2 separate regions of the Homo sapiens genome follow, and region 2 is linked to region 1. The links are chromatin contacts, found by Hi-C or POLR2A ChIA-PET in ENCODE. All regions are on one chromosome and are shown on one strand. The core of a region is the stretch at or near the end of the contact, and the rest is flanking DNA. Distances in the headings are between cores, read along the strand shown.

Region 1 (7,478 bases), core at 3,587-6,086:
TTACTTATCTACTGCAGCCAATTTGTTTATCACAAAATCAGACAAAAAAATACACTGGCTAAATTGTGTAATGTCTTAAAGTTTTGAAATGTTTTTTAAAGCCCTTACAGACTACACAATACCAAGTTACTAGAGTTTTAATGTGCACCAGTCTATGGCAATATACAAAGTCTGTTTTTATAAACTTGAATCTAATTTATAATTTTGAACCTATAATTGATGAGATCATCCTTAACTGTCCACCTCGTTGAATAGATTTCTCAGAACACTTGAAAAAGGGACATTCAAAACTGCCTTCCTCTCAAAAACTATTTGAGACTTAAATTGTGAGGAGTGAGAAGGCACCCTCTCTAATAACCTTAACTGTACCTGGACAAATTAAACAGCCTTTTATTCATGATATAGATTGTGTATTCCCAGAGCTCCAGGGGAATGTTTCAGAAGGCAGAATTCGCAAACGAGCATTTTAAAGACATGACTCACATGTATTTTAATTCTTACATAAATTAAAGTCTAAGATAGGGCCGAGTGTGGTGGCTCATGCCTGTAATCCCAGCACCTTGGGAGGCTACGGTGGGCAGATCGCTTGAGCCCAGGAGTTTGAGACTAGCCTGGGCAACATGGAAAAACCACGTCTCTACAAAAAATTTAAAAATTAGCCAGGTATGGTGATGCATATCTATAGTCCCAGCTCCTTGGGAGGCTGAGGTGGGAGATATCACTTGAGCCCAGGAGGTGGAGGCTGCAGTAAGCCAAGATCATGCCAACGCACTCCCACCTGGGCAACACAGGTCTCTGTCTCACACACACACACACACACACACACACAATCTAAGATACAAATAACCCATGTTTATGTTTTAAATATTTAAATGGTAAAATATACTTAAGGAAAACATTTACATTTATACAGTATTTGACTCTTCTAACGACTCAATTTTATATTCATCATAGTATGTGAGTTATAATTCAGAGGGTCAAAGTAAACTAACTTACAACAAATCAACTTACCTTTCCTGGTGTTTTTAAAATGCATTTAACTTTCTCGATTACATTTGAAACATCCCCAGAATCTTTCAACTTCTTCCTGATATCTTCTTCCAATTCTTCCCACTGAAAAGCACCTGTAAACAAATTAGTACATGCTGGATTTTTCTGTTAAATGAGGAAGTAACAAAAGTAAATCTCTTATTAAATACAACATTCCCTTTTTTTAGTGCTTTAATTTTTCTTTACCAGATATACATCCTTATAACTATACTAAAACATTTAAACAGTACTCACATTTCAAAACGATCAGTTTAACTTCCCCTAAATTATTTCTCAAAATCTGAAGTCTTCCTCCCCAGACTGCTGCTACCTCTCTGCAATAGGTGGGCAGCTAGTGATAACAGCAATGGTCAGAATATGAGTTCCCATGACAAGTGGTCCAGCACCCAAATTATTTACTTGCCCTGAGTAAAAAGGTAGATGTGGTCTTTCCCAAGGGTGAATTAAATCTTACCAGTTATGGGCAGCAGTGACTATCATCAGGTAGAGGAACATGCAGCAGCAACAGAATGCATTCAGAAGGTCTCAAGCATTGTCAGGGGCAGACTGGGATGCTTGAGAGCCAACTCTACAAAACCAGCCTGAGGAAGGGAGCTACTCGTCCACGTAGCTCATGTCATCGGAGCAAAATCACCCCACTGTCCTTTGCCTTTCCCTAGCCCACTTCAAAACTCTCTTCCTAGGCTCATTTCACTTCTCCCACTCTGTCAGCCTCTTTTCCTCTATGTCTTGCAAAATTCTTATTCTATGGTCAGCAAAAGCTGACCTTTTCCCCAAGGACTTCTCTTACTTGGTCTGCAGCAACTTCCTATCCAACCTCCCTGCTTCCTAACAGCCTTTTCCCCATCAAATCCATCCTATTACTCAAAGCTGGTGAGTTTTCAAAAGCACGAATCTGATCATGACATTCCAAGAGATTACACGCATCCATCCTATGATTTATAGAAGGTCCTATCTCATAAAAATATAATTCAAGAAGCCTAGTGTGGGCGGTATAGTTAGGAGACCTAGGATCCAGTTCTACCTCAGCTATTAACTACTAGTGTGATGAGTCACTTCACCTCTCTGGGTAATTCAAGACCCTTTTTTATCTGCTCTCAGTTCATTTCTTCTGATGTTTTCATTCCTGTATTCAGCACTCACCAGATGCCTTCATGGATATTGGGGAATGAGGCAGGCACATAAACACTTATTAAACCAATGAGATCAGGCAATTGCAGCCAGTCTGTACCAACTAAAACCAAATCCAATTGGAAGGGGCAGATTGCAAGTCCAGAAGCTCTCAGGCTCTTACAGCTGAGCCCTGCAGCACTAAGCACTAATGCATATCCTTTCAACTTCTCCCCACCTGGCCTTCCTAATACTTACAGTGTCTCCTGGGGGAGGGAGTCAAATGATATGTAGCATTTGCCATTTTTTGATGCTATCAACATGACATCACAGAACAAGGAAATGGGGATGATAAACACAACTGGGCTCTCACAAGCTGGTGCCAGCTCCAGCACACCACTGCTTCTTTCTGCCTTTGCTAGCTCTTTTTATGCTTTCACTGATTGCTCCCCTTCCTCCTCAAATTCTCAAAGCTGTGTAGTGTAGAAGAGCTCTATGATTTCTGTTTTTCTCTTTCTGCATGAATGCTTTTTAACTGTGTGGCCACATCCTCTTTTCCCATCTCATAAATTCTTGGGATTGTATGACCAGAAAATTTCATGTGCACACAAACATTAAAGTCAGTATAACAATGTGAGAGTGTAAGAACCCCTTAGAAGCCAATGGATCCCAGATCAATAAAATTACTCTATGCCAGTGATTATCAACCATACCTGTGTATTATAAATACCTGAGATCTTTTATAAAATACCATGAGAGGAGGTCTCATCTCCAGATCAAGTGAATTAGAATTTCTGGGCCTGAAGCCCCTGGCATCAGTGTTTTAAAATTCTCCCTGGTGACCCTAATGTGCATGGTATGCTGCTGACGGCCACTGCTTTCCCTTTAGAAATTTCAACCACTGAGTTCGAGACCAGCCTGGCCAACATGGGGAAACCCTATCTCTACTAAAAATACAAAAATTAGCTGGGCATGGTGGCGTCTGCCTGTAATCCCAGCTACCTGGGAGGCTGAGGCAGGAGAATCGCTTGAACCCAGGAGGCGGAGATTTCAGTGAGCCATGATCATGCCACTGCACTCCAGCCTGAGTGACAGAGTGAGACCCTGTCTCAAAAAAAAAAAAAAAAAAAAAGAGGAAAAAGGAAAGAAATTTCAGCCATTATCCAAACCCAGTGTTAGTGGTATGCAGGAAAGGGAACATGTAAGTATTTTTTATGTCTGCACTCATCCAATCTAAAGAAGAACATAAGTACTGTCTCTGTGTTCTTTTACATACTTATATATGTAAAAGTTACATTGTTATTTAAGTAAAAGCATATTAACTAAAAAACACCTATAAAATATCTCCATTCAGAAGATTATCTAAAAGCAAGCAAGCATCAAATAATCTAAATAGATGGAATCAGTAGCAGGTAAATCCCCACAGGCCACTGAACTGTCTGAGAACACACACAGGAAGAATCACTCACTGAAAATGAAAGTAAGACTAATTCTCAAGAGCACACTGCTGATTGGGCTGTTTTCATAATTAGAAACATTAATCAAGTCATCTTTGAGACTTTTAGGTCCTAATAAACCAGTAATCCTAAGGCTGGGACTTTCCTTTTATTTTTCCAGTGGTAAAAACATTTAACATCAGATTTACCCTCTTAGAAAACTTTAAGTATATAATGCGATATCATTAACAATAGGCACAATGTCATACAGCAGGTCTCCAGAACTTACTCATCTTGCATAACTTTACTGATTGATCAACTGCAGACAAGGGCAGGATGACATCTTGCATCACTGACTGGGATTTTCTTTAGTTAACTTCTTAAAGCACTGAATCCACTTAGACTTTTAGAGCGCATGGTATACTCATGTATACTAGGCTGTGTTTTTATGCAATACAGAAAAGGACATGCCACGGAATGATTCTAAGAACTGGAGAATGTAAACTGAAGATGAAAGCTTGCTTCCACATATTTGTCTACTCAGATGGCATTTCAATAAGTGATGTGAAACTCTAAGGGCCATCTGTGGCAGGAAGAGCTCAAAGCTAAATTCTTGAGGTTCTTACAAATACTTCACTTCCTAACCATCTGAGATCATATGACTCAAGAATGTGCAACCATAACACTGTATCAAGTATTATAAGAATGTTACAATTGTATGCCATGTAAGAATTACTCCCTGAAGACCAGGAAAGGGCTGGCTTCACTTATCACATTACTCCTCGTTCCTTAGGATTAGTAGTTAAGTACTTATACATTATGCAGTGTTTGTTGTTATTCAATAGAAAACTAACGTATACAAAACAGATATACCTTGACTGTGTCTACTGAATCAAAAATTTGAATAGGAATAGATAGGTGTAAAATGTTAACCGGACTGTTGTTAAACAGGTCGCTCCTAAATAACGAACCAAATGTTCATGGTGACATAACACACACCAAATTTCAAATTCCTAAAGGTTAAAAAAAGCATGTTATTTAAAAAGAATTAAGATATTCTTTGTAATCTGGTTCTTTAAAAAAAAAAAAAACAAGGACAGGAGATAGGCTTATTATAACTCTCTAGCCCGTGTTTGCTCAAGGCAAATATTCCTGAGCACATGATGGAGTTCAACCTCTGCTTTACCAACCCATCTGATGGGAACACAAACAAACAACTCCTGTCTTCAATGGTTCTCTAGCATAACCCAAGGGCAGACCACAGCACTTCTGTGGGAAAACCACTGCATAACTGTGCCTTAACACTTGTATTCTATTCACAGGTTTAAAAATGTTAAAACAAAAACAAAACAAAACAAGCCTGGCCCATTTACTGAAGTCTCTGAGAAAAACGTAGGTTTAAAATTTTTGTTTGATTTGATTACAAAATACATTTTTTCAAAAACAGTGTCACTTATTCATACACAAACAAATGACTAGAGGATCAAACAAAGCAATAAATGTTTAAACATTTTCTGTTGATAGTGGAATCTGGGTAAATTTTTTTCTCTTAATTTTCAGCATTTTTCAAAATTGTCTTTTCTGTGCAAATACAGCTTTGATATCTCTTTTTAACATAATGTAAATGAAACTTTTCCTTGAGCCAGAGGTTGTAATCTGTAAATAATTAAAGAATAATAAATAGATACCTGCAGAACCAGTTATTTTCCCTTTTCCTTAACCAGCATCTGGATCTCTGCAGCCCCGGGTCAATGGCCCGTGCCCCTGCTCAGACCAGACAGCACCTCCGGCTTTGGCCGTGACGTACAAGGAGAGATCACAGCCGAAATGGGACGGGTCAGTGTCAGGTTAAGAAGCCAGGACTCTGAACTGGTTGAAGACCTGTAGCTCAGCAGGCTCTCCACACCATCATGCCTGCCTGCCCTCCGATCCCTATTCCAGGCTTACTTAATTTCCACCCAACCACTAGGCATCCATTTTTCCTCGCGTCAGGGACACACAGGGCACTGAGAGCCCCAGTTCTGAATAGCACTGCATCAGTCAGCCTTACAGCTCACCCCATTTTTACTTTGAATCCTAAGCTGTTAACTTGGTAGCCTTCCTGGGCCTCTGCACTGAATTCTAGGCCCTAGTTTGCTGGTTTTGGCTGGTTCCCAGTTCTTCCAAAAGCAGGTATTCCAGCTGCTTCTGGCAGTCCAGAGATCCAGCACCACCTCGGAGACTACTGGAAATGCAGAATCTCATGCCCCACTCCAGGTAACTGAATCAGAATCTCCACAGGAACAAGATCCTCAGATGATCTGCACACACTTTAAGGTTTGAAAAGCACTGGTCTAGACGATGAAGGGCCAATGGCAGGGCCACCCACTGTCTGAATGTTGGCCTTCCTGAGGCTGATCGCCAGAGTAATGGGACCTCCTGATTGAATGCCTGTCTTGGCCGCACTGTTCCACCCTGCAACCACAACCAGAGATGAGCTTTCTAAAGCCCAGTCTGATCATGCTTAAAACTCTAGCACAAGTCTAAGAGCAGCAGGAACAGCTTCCACAGGCCTTGCCCACCTCATCACCCACCAGCCATCACCTTTCACTCTACGCTCCAGCCATGGGAAACGGCCTGTGATCCCTGGAAAGCAGCAGATACCTAGGATTACACTTTTATTAATCAAATGTCCCCAGAATATTAATCTCTTTCAAACAGTATCAGAATGAGTGCATAAAAAAATTACAACAGGTAAATGACTCCGGGGAAAGGGTCTAGGGTAGAAGGATAACTTTTTTCTTTTCTTTCTCTTTTTTTCCATCTGCCTGTATTAATTTTGCAATTAAATAAAGCACTCCCCCTAGGAGAAAGCTAGGCAGGATCAGCCACTGGAGATACATCTAGCTATTTTACTGCTACTATGTTAAAAAGGATATAAGACGTCAGAGTGCTCATATGCCTTTGAAAGTAGTCAATAATAATTGTGGAAGCCTACTGAATAATTCATGTAATTTCAACAGAAAATTATCATACAAAAGTCACATCCCTCACAGTTCCTTAAACATATGATTAAAAACATCTTTTTTCTCTTAACATGTAAACATGTTAGTTTTTCAAAATCTTAAATTCTGAACTGTGACATTCTAAGTTTAAACGTCAAAATCTATAGTACTAAATGAAGTCTTTAAATAGTTTGGCTTACTGATATGATGATGCCCGGCTACTGGAGCCTACTCTTTAATTCAACTAAAACTTACAGAGAACCCGTTGAAGGCAATGTGCTGGGTGTGTGCTGTACAGGTGCTTAATTTATGCTTTTTCCAAGCCAATATTTCACTAACCTAGCACCACATTCTACTCCAATATGTATTTTTTATCCACATAAATCTGCGTGCTGCAACTGTACTTTTCAAAATCATAATTTAAGTTTTAACTTATAAAATTACATGACCACAAACCACATGAACAAAGTAATACCTTATTTTTAACATCAATTACTTAAATAAAGGCTGCCCCAAATTTCCCTACCTGTATGAAATGATACTTGCCTTGCAAACCTTAAACTTTTTGTCTGTTCCCAATTAGGCTTTACTTGAACCCTAAAAACAAATTAATTATAAATGTTTCTCCAGACACACTGCAGAGCAGGAGTGACCTTAGCCTAACAGGTTATCGCTACATGATTTGAAGTGGGTAAAGAAAATTAAAGACAGGAGTTCTGAGAAAACTTATATTTAGATGCTTACATTAAAATTCATTTTACATCTGTTCTTTTCCACTCTTACATGGGACACTTAGATGTAAGACCTTCAATTCATTTGCTAAAATGACTCAGATAGAACTTCCATCTTTAAAATATAGTTGCTACTGAGTTTTTAAAAGGGCAAAGAGAAAAATACT
Region 2 (7,478 bases), core at 1,262-3,761, 110 kb before region 1:
TCACTGACCATGACTGTTATGATGATCCAGTAACAAACAAAAATGTGTCCTCTTTTTCTCAGTCTGTTGTAAAAAGTCATTTCTGCTCTGGTTTTTTTCTTTTCTTTCTTTTTTGTTTAGAGACAAGGTCTTGCTGTGTCACCCAGGCTGGAGTGTAGTGGCATGATAATAGCTAACTGCAGCTTCAAACTCCTAGGCTCAGGGGATCCTCCCAAGTAGCTAGGACTGCAGGCATGCCATTTTGCTTCACTTAGTTCATTCAAAAAACACTTATTGGGAAGAGAATAGATGTAAAATGGTAGTAAGATGCTGCTTAATATATAAAAATGAATAAGACTTGAGACCTACTTTCAAGAAACATATGGTATAACTAACATGGGTAAGAAGAGAAATCTATAACTATAATAAGATGCATTAAATGAGGTCAGTGAACGATCACCGTTATTATGAGAGTGATGATGATGGTGAAAGGAGCTATAAAGAGTGAAATGAGTGTAATCACATTCAGATGAAGGGATGGTAAAATCAAAAGGAAAAAGAAGAAATCATGGGCAACATTTATCCTAAGTAATGAGGTAGGGTGGTGTAATGGCAAGACATGGGCTCACCTCTCAGATCGTACAATTTCCATGTGCCTCAGTGTAACCACTGAGTTCTTTGAACTTTAGAGTTTTTTTCTTTTTCTTTGGAAAATTAGCGAATACTACTAACCTACTGTAAGGATCAAGTGGAATAATGCATGTCAAGATCCCTGCACAATGCCTGGCTCATAGTAGCTGTTTTGTAAATGTTTATTTTCCTTCCAAATTAAGTCTACTTGCGTAACATGCTTCATTCCTTAATTGCCATTATCTGTTGTATTAACTATCTAACATATATAAAGACTTTTTAAAAAATATTCTGACTGGGAGCGGTGGCTCACACTTGTAATTCCAGCACTTTGGGAGGCCGAGGCAGGCAGATCACTTGAGGTCAGGAGTTCACGACCAGCCTGGGCAACGCAGTAAAACCCCATCTCTACTAAAGATACAAACATTAGCTAGGTGTGTTGGCTCAAGCCTGTAATCCCAGCTACTCAAGAGGCTGAGACATGAGAATCGCTTGAACCCGGGAGGTGGAGTGCGGTGAGCTGAGATCGCGCCAGTGTGCTCCAGCCTGAGTGATAGCATGAGACTCTGTGTCAAAAAAAAAAAAAAAAGTTCTTACCTCTTGTTAAGTATATCTGTTATGTAATTGATTGTATAACTTTTAGCTGTATCATTGCTCTTGTTCTATTAACCTTATGTCTAAAAAGCAAATGATGTACACTGTACTTTCCTGGCCAAAAAAAACCCCACAAAAAACAAATAAGAGAACCATTGTGAAAGTGGTTTTCAAACTATCAAGTGTAGGAAATGGTATTATCATAATGTGTACCTTATCTTATGTTCCCTCATTTAGAAAGAAATCCCTGCCCTCTACCCTTTGAGTGGGAGACACCTTTAGCAGATTTGAACTGGGTTTTTACCCTGGCATGTCTTTAGGCAAGTTTTGTAGTGACTGCAGGCTATTTCTTTGGAATATTTAGGGTCTGCTTGAGGCTGGCTTGGAACTTGGCCAGTGCTTTCCATAGAGGTGCAACACTGTACATGTAAAAAGAAAATAGATCAGAATCTCCTGTAGCTGTGCTGTCTCGTTCCTCAGCTAAAGGTCATTCTTAATCCTTCTATAGCTCCCAGAATGCTGTATGCAGTGGTTTTTTAAATGCGCCAGGGAGGAAATGGCATCTATAAAGCAAAGCAGGAAACAACCTCTTCACAGGAGCAAGAGACCACAAATGTTCCAGAATTCCATTTAAAACACTGCAAAGATGAGTTCTAGGGAAACTTATGGTCATGTTTTTCCCATAGTTAAATTTTGGAACTATATTCCTGGGTAGGATTATGGCTGGGACTTTAACCATCAGCCTTCTGTAAAAGGGAATGAAGAAAGAGGCAAGTCCATGAACCAGTGTCACCACGGACGCAGAGGATGGTATTAACCATGGCTGGGGAGTTCCCACTAAACCCAGGGACCACCAAGCTGAGATCAATGTGAGACTAACTGCTTCTCAGAAACATAGAAATCAAAAGCAACACTGAGAATGTCACACTCAGACTGTTGTGAAGCACATGGCATTGAACACTGAGAATCCGTGGGCCTGACCTGCAGAGCTGACTCCTTTCCTTAGCAGCCCCATTTCTCAGGAGGAGCAGCAAACCCCCACCTCCAGTAGAAGCCAACCAAGTCCATTTCCCATAGCCACTGGCAGCCCCTTAATCACTGAGTATTTTCCACAGGCTGGACTACATAGAACTTACCCATTCAGAGAAGGGGTTATTTCAAAACTAAAAGTAAATTTGTTCTCTGAATATGATCTCATTTCCACATTTCCTAAGCTTACCAGCAGCTTGAGTTTCCTTTTTTCTATTCATAGCAGTTCCTTCATCTACTTTTGACTCAACCCTTATCAAAGCAGGTATAGTTCCCTCAGACATTTGTCTGGAAAAACCATGTAAGTGACTCAACAACAAACAACTAAGGAAGCATGAGCACTGCTGTATCATCTTTTTGGTTTAGTATCCTTTATTTTCTAGAAGTGATGCTTTTGTATCTAGCTTCTTTGTATGTATTAGCTAATAGAACAAAAACAGAAAAATATTTACATATATATATTTTACACAAATATATATGTATATATATAAAATGTGTTGGCCAACACCCTTATAATTTACTGCATAAGTTGTACACATTAAAAGAAAAAAAAGATAGCAATGTCTCCTTTAAAAGTTATGCCAAAATTAAAACCCATGCCACTTGAAAAGGTTAAAGCATACTATTTCTAACACCTATTAAACTTCTTTGCTTTCTTAAAACATTCTGTACAGATACTGCCTAACTGTGGAAATCAGTACATCCTTTTCCTCTTTTTAGCCCCTAAAATAAAACTAGCTCCCTCAAGCCAAAAAAAAAAAAGAGGTAGGTTTTGTTTTGATTTCTTCTTATGTGGTATCTCAGCTCATGCTGAGGAAGTGGCTGCAAACGTGTTCACTGTGCCCACACTGTGGTTCCCCAGGCTTGGGGCTGGGGGATGAAGTTTTGTGAAACTTGGTTTAGCCTGGGCTTATTTTGGTGCCTGAGCCCAAATATTTCTTGCCTCTTTCTGCTCCTACTCTCATGCCACTTTTCATTCTTTATTTCTTTTCTTTCTTTTTTTTTTTTTTTCTTTTTTTGGAGACAGAGTTTTGCTCTGTCACCCAGGCTGGAGTGCAGTGGCATGATGTCGGATCACTGCAACCTCCACTTCCTGAGTTCAAGCGATCCTCCTGCCTACAGGTGCATGCCACCATGCCTGGCTAATTTTTTTGTATTTTTAGTAGAGCTGGGGTTTCACCATGTTGGCCAGGCTGGTCTCAAACACCTGACCTCAGGTGATCCTCCCACCTCAGCCTCCCAAGTAGCTGGAATTACAGGTGTGTGCCACCATGCCCAGTTTTGTTTTGTTTTGTTTTGTTTTTTTGAGGGAGCAGGTCTCGCTATGTTGCCAAGGCTGGTCTTGAACTCCTGGCCTCAGCCTCCCAAAGTGTTGGGATTGCAGGCGTGAGCCACCATGCCCAGCCTCACACCACATCTTGATGTGGGCCTTAGCTTATTTTTATGTAGCTGTTAGCCCACTTTTGTACTTGCCTTCTCAGCTTCCCTCAAGGGGCCTAGAAGGCATCAAAGTCAAGACAACTCTAAAAGTTTATTTTGACAAATAGTCTAAAGCCATGACTATCTGTTGTAGAAATATCTGGTCACTTTAGCAAAAACACAAAGCAAATATACATTGGCTGTAGATCTCACATGAATTTTATCATTTCTTGCCATTAAGCTTATGCTATAGAAGCCTGCCAGTTGGGGACAAGCTGTGAAATTTGGGTTTTATAAGCAGATATACCAGGAAGGTACAGGTGATACTGTTCTTTTTAGTTCTTGTGATTGTCCTTTGGGCCAGTAGCAAAGAAGCCATCCTGGCAGAGGAGCTGACTTTGAGGTCTGCAGACACCCAAGGGGCTCTTGGATAGAATTCCAAGGTTCTATAAACTTGGATGGGGAAAGACCCACTTATTTGTTTTCACTAACCTGTAACTAAAATTTAGCAATTTTTTCAATTAAGAAGGCAGGTAACTGTCTTAGTCCATTTGTGTTGCTATAAAAAAAAATCTAAGTCTGGGTAATTCATAAGGAAAAGAGGTTTAATTGACTCATGGTTCTGTGGGCTGTATAAGAAGCATGGTGCCAACATCTGCTCCTTGTGAGGGCCTCAGGTTGCTTTCACTGAAGGCAAAAGGCAGTGGGGAACCAACAGGTGCAGAGATCACATGGCAAGAGAAGCAGCAAGAAGGAAGAAAGAGGGAGGTGAGAGGCTCTACTTTTTTTTGAGACTGAGTCTCTGTTTCCCAGGCTGGAGTTCAGTGGCGCGATCTCGGCTCACTGCAATCTCCGCCTCCTGAATTCAAGCAATTGTCCTGCCTCAGCCTCCCAAGTAGCTGGGATTACAGGTTCCCGCCACCACACCTGGCTAATTTTTTTGTATTTTTAGTAGAGACGGGGTTTCACCATGTTGACCAGGCTGGTCTCAAACTCCTGACTTCAAATGATCCACCTGCTTCGGTCTCCCAAAGTGCTGGGATTACAGGCATGAGCCACCACGCCTGGCCAGAGAGGCTCTTTTCAACAACCAGTTCTCTTGAGAACTAAGAATGAGAACTCACTTCTGCAAGAATGGCACCAAGCCATTCATGAGGGATCCACCCCCATGACCCATATACCCCCAAGCAGACCCCAGTCCCAACAGTGGGGGTCACATTTCAAAATGAGATTGAGTGGAGCCAAACAAACGATATCCAAACCGTAGCAGTAACAAACAACAATCAACACCTGTGACTCAGTCACCAACAGTTGTTGCTAATGCTTTGAAACATCATTTAAGTTCATCACCATTTTGAAGATACAATACTTATTTAAATCCATCAGTAGATCTTATTTAATGTATTAATAAAGAAGCATCTAACTATATCACATATTTTTAAAAAGTATTTGATAACTATTCTTCAGTATAATTGGTTTCTTTGGTATCCTATGTATTTAGTTTTATGCTTTTAAAAACAGCATTGTGAGAAAGAGTCAAGGGTTCTACAAGACTTCTAAAAGACACCATGTTTCTAAATCAAAGATTGGCACTCCCGGCAGTAGGTTTCTTGAATTGTCAGTTATAGATACATCAATCACAACAGAAACATGGTGGATGATAATGGCCAATGCTTAAGAAATTTAATTTAGGCATGGGCTTCTAATACGGGTTCAACCCTCCTGGGCTAAGACGCTTCAGTGAAAGGGTGGAGATAAAGAGAACCTACTGTCAGCAAGCTTTCAGAACTGCAAGGCAAACCATTGCATAACCACAGGCTTGATTCACTAGTTGGCCACCTTTATTCAGCTTGTTGAGATTACAATATTCTTGACTTCAAGGATGATTACAGGTTACTAGGCCTTCAGGTTCAAAATTGCCCTCTGCAGCTTTTGTGAACTCCCCTGACTCCCTATGTATTGCCCATTGAGTTCCCTGATTCCTTGTCCTAGAAGTTCTAACATAACTTTGACTTAGGGTTTCATTTAGAACTTTACAAGAAATAAGGTTGTCACCAACAGAAATTGACTCTGTAATGTCAGGTCCTACTGGACTTGAGATTATTTTTCCCTCAGTTTCAGCTGATTCATATTCTCAATGGCTCACTCAGTTATGACTCAATAATGATGATATCATTTTAAATTATAAAATTTGAAGAGAACCATGGACAGAAATAGAAGGGGAAAACATGTAAAATGAATAAGAATAAAAAGAAAACATGTCAAATGAATAACAGTGTTCCTTTGTCTTGGTATAAAATGGAAACTTTTCTAATAATAACACATAATTTACATGAGTGCTTTTATAGTCATTATTTGGTTTGATGTCCATAGCAACTCTGTGAGGTAAGCAGTTGCAGAAGCTGAATCTCAGAGAACCTAAAGGACCAGCTGGAGGCCTCAGACGAGAAAGCAAGTCCTGACCCAGGCCAGGGATTCTTCTGCTCTCTGGGCCTGGTCTTCTTCTCACAACACAACATCTGAGGAACCCAGAGCCCTTTGGTGAAACTAAATAAAATGACATAAACAAAAACAAAGAACTGTGTGCTGACTGAAAAGTGAATGAGATTGAGTAGCAAAATACTAAATATAGGCTGGGCATGGTGGCTCACACCTGTAATCCCAGCACTTCGGGAGCCTGACGCGGGTGGATCACCTGAAGTCAGGAGTTCAAGACCAGCCTGGCCAACATAGTGAAATCCCATCTCTACTAAAAATACAAAAAATTAGCCAGACATGGTGGTGCACACCTGTAATCCCGGGTACGTGGGAGGGTGAGGCAGGAGAATCGCTTGAACCCGGGAGGCAGAGGTTGCAGTGAGCCGAGATAGCACCATTGCACTCCAGCCTGGGCAACAAGAGTGAAACTCCGTCTCAAAACAACAACAACAAAAACTAAATATAGGCACAATGCCCAAGTTTTCTGGGAAAGCTCTTAATGTTCATAACACTCACAGAAGAGAGAAGAGGACAGAGAAGGATCATTGGCCATTCTAAGGAAAAGAAAGAGATGATCATGTACATGAAAGGTAGGATCCAGCAAAAGAACCTGGAGATCAGAAACAACAGAGAATCTACCTTAAGTTCTATCTCAATTTTTAACAAGTTTACTGCTGATCTACTCATACGTTTGCTTTGTTTTGATATATATACACACACATAAATATATAAATAATATCTGCATGTATATTTGATGCATTTTTCATGCTGCCACTACATAGTATGATCTATGATGCAAATAATAATGGCTTGGGTTTTTAAATATAATTTCTATATAGTTTGTTGAATCACATACAACAAAAAATATCTAACATGTTTGGTTCTATTCACAAATAAGTAAATAACTCCAGGTCTTGGTTGTTTTTTATTGCAATTGGGACAGATTTTTGTTTTGTTTTTTAATTATCTCTTTCCCATCTACAGGGAAAACTTCGTGCTCATAAAAAGAAAAGGAGGCTGGAGGGCCCTGGCTGGTCGCTAAGCATTGTACATGCAGCCAGTTGCTACACAGGTTTCCTGATCCTGATTTGAATCTCAGGGGCCAGAGCTGTGTGTGTTCCACAAAAGGCCCTTTGAAACTCCCTTCCCTTCCTGGTTTGACAAAGCCCTAGACGAATGACCTTTGAGGGACGGACGCATTGGTTTGGCTTGGCCTCTGATCTCTCATGAAGGACTGTGAGCCACACTTGTCTGCCTGGGATCTGCTGCCTACTTCCTCCATTTTATTTAGCTCTTTGGTTATTTTCCTAATGAGCTGTCTGTTTGTCTCCAGCCTTCCAGCCAGAAGA

What was found. A loop is a pair of places that touch in the nucleus more often than their neighbours do. ChIA-PET counts read pairs that join two places held with the same protein, here RNA polymerase II (POLR2A). Pooled maps may share reads with other maps.
Region 2: a loop to region 1 is called in a pooled map, with 4 times the contacts of the local background. The contact joins two enhancer-like sites. A Hi-C loop is called at or near these places in 8 of 50 pooled maps. POLR2A ChIA-PET finds 5 or more read pairs at or near these places in 2 of 52 experiments (T-cell and activated naive CD8-positive, alpha-beta T cell).

Annotation. Positions count from the first base shown.
Region 1 is chr5:95,757,154-95,764,631 of GRCh38, reverse strand. It overlaps RHOBTB3 (Rho related BTB domain containing 3), which reads right to left. Exons shown (of 12, transcript NM_014899.4): 7 at 1,012-1,124. Among named protein-coding and RNA genes, the nearest start is that of RHOBTB3, 30 kb to the right of the region's middle. RefSeq lists an enhancer at 4,029-4,078. Within about 2 kb of position 4,836, at least 15 of the 41 ENCODE cell types and tissues checked have a DNase peak (open chromatin) inside an H3K27ac peak, as active enhancers do.
Region 2 is chr5:95,865,209-95,872,686 of GRCh38, reverse strand. The region is part of intron 1 of LOC105379091 (a long non-coding RNA gene); the gene reads right to left. Among named protein-coding and RNA genes, the nearest start is that of LINC01554, 17 kb to the right of the region's middle. Within about 2 kb of position 2,511, at least 7 of the 41 ENCODE cell types and tissues checked have a DNase peak (open chromatin) inside an H3K27ac peak, as active enhancers do.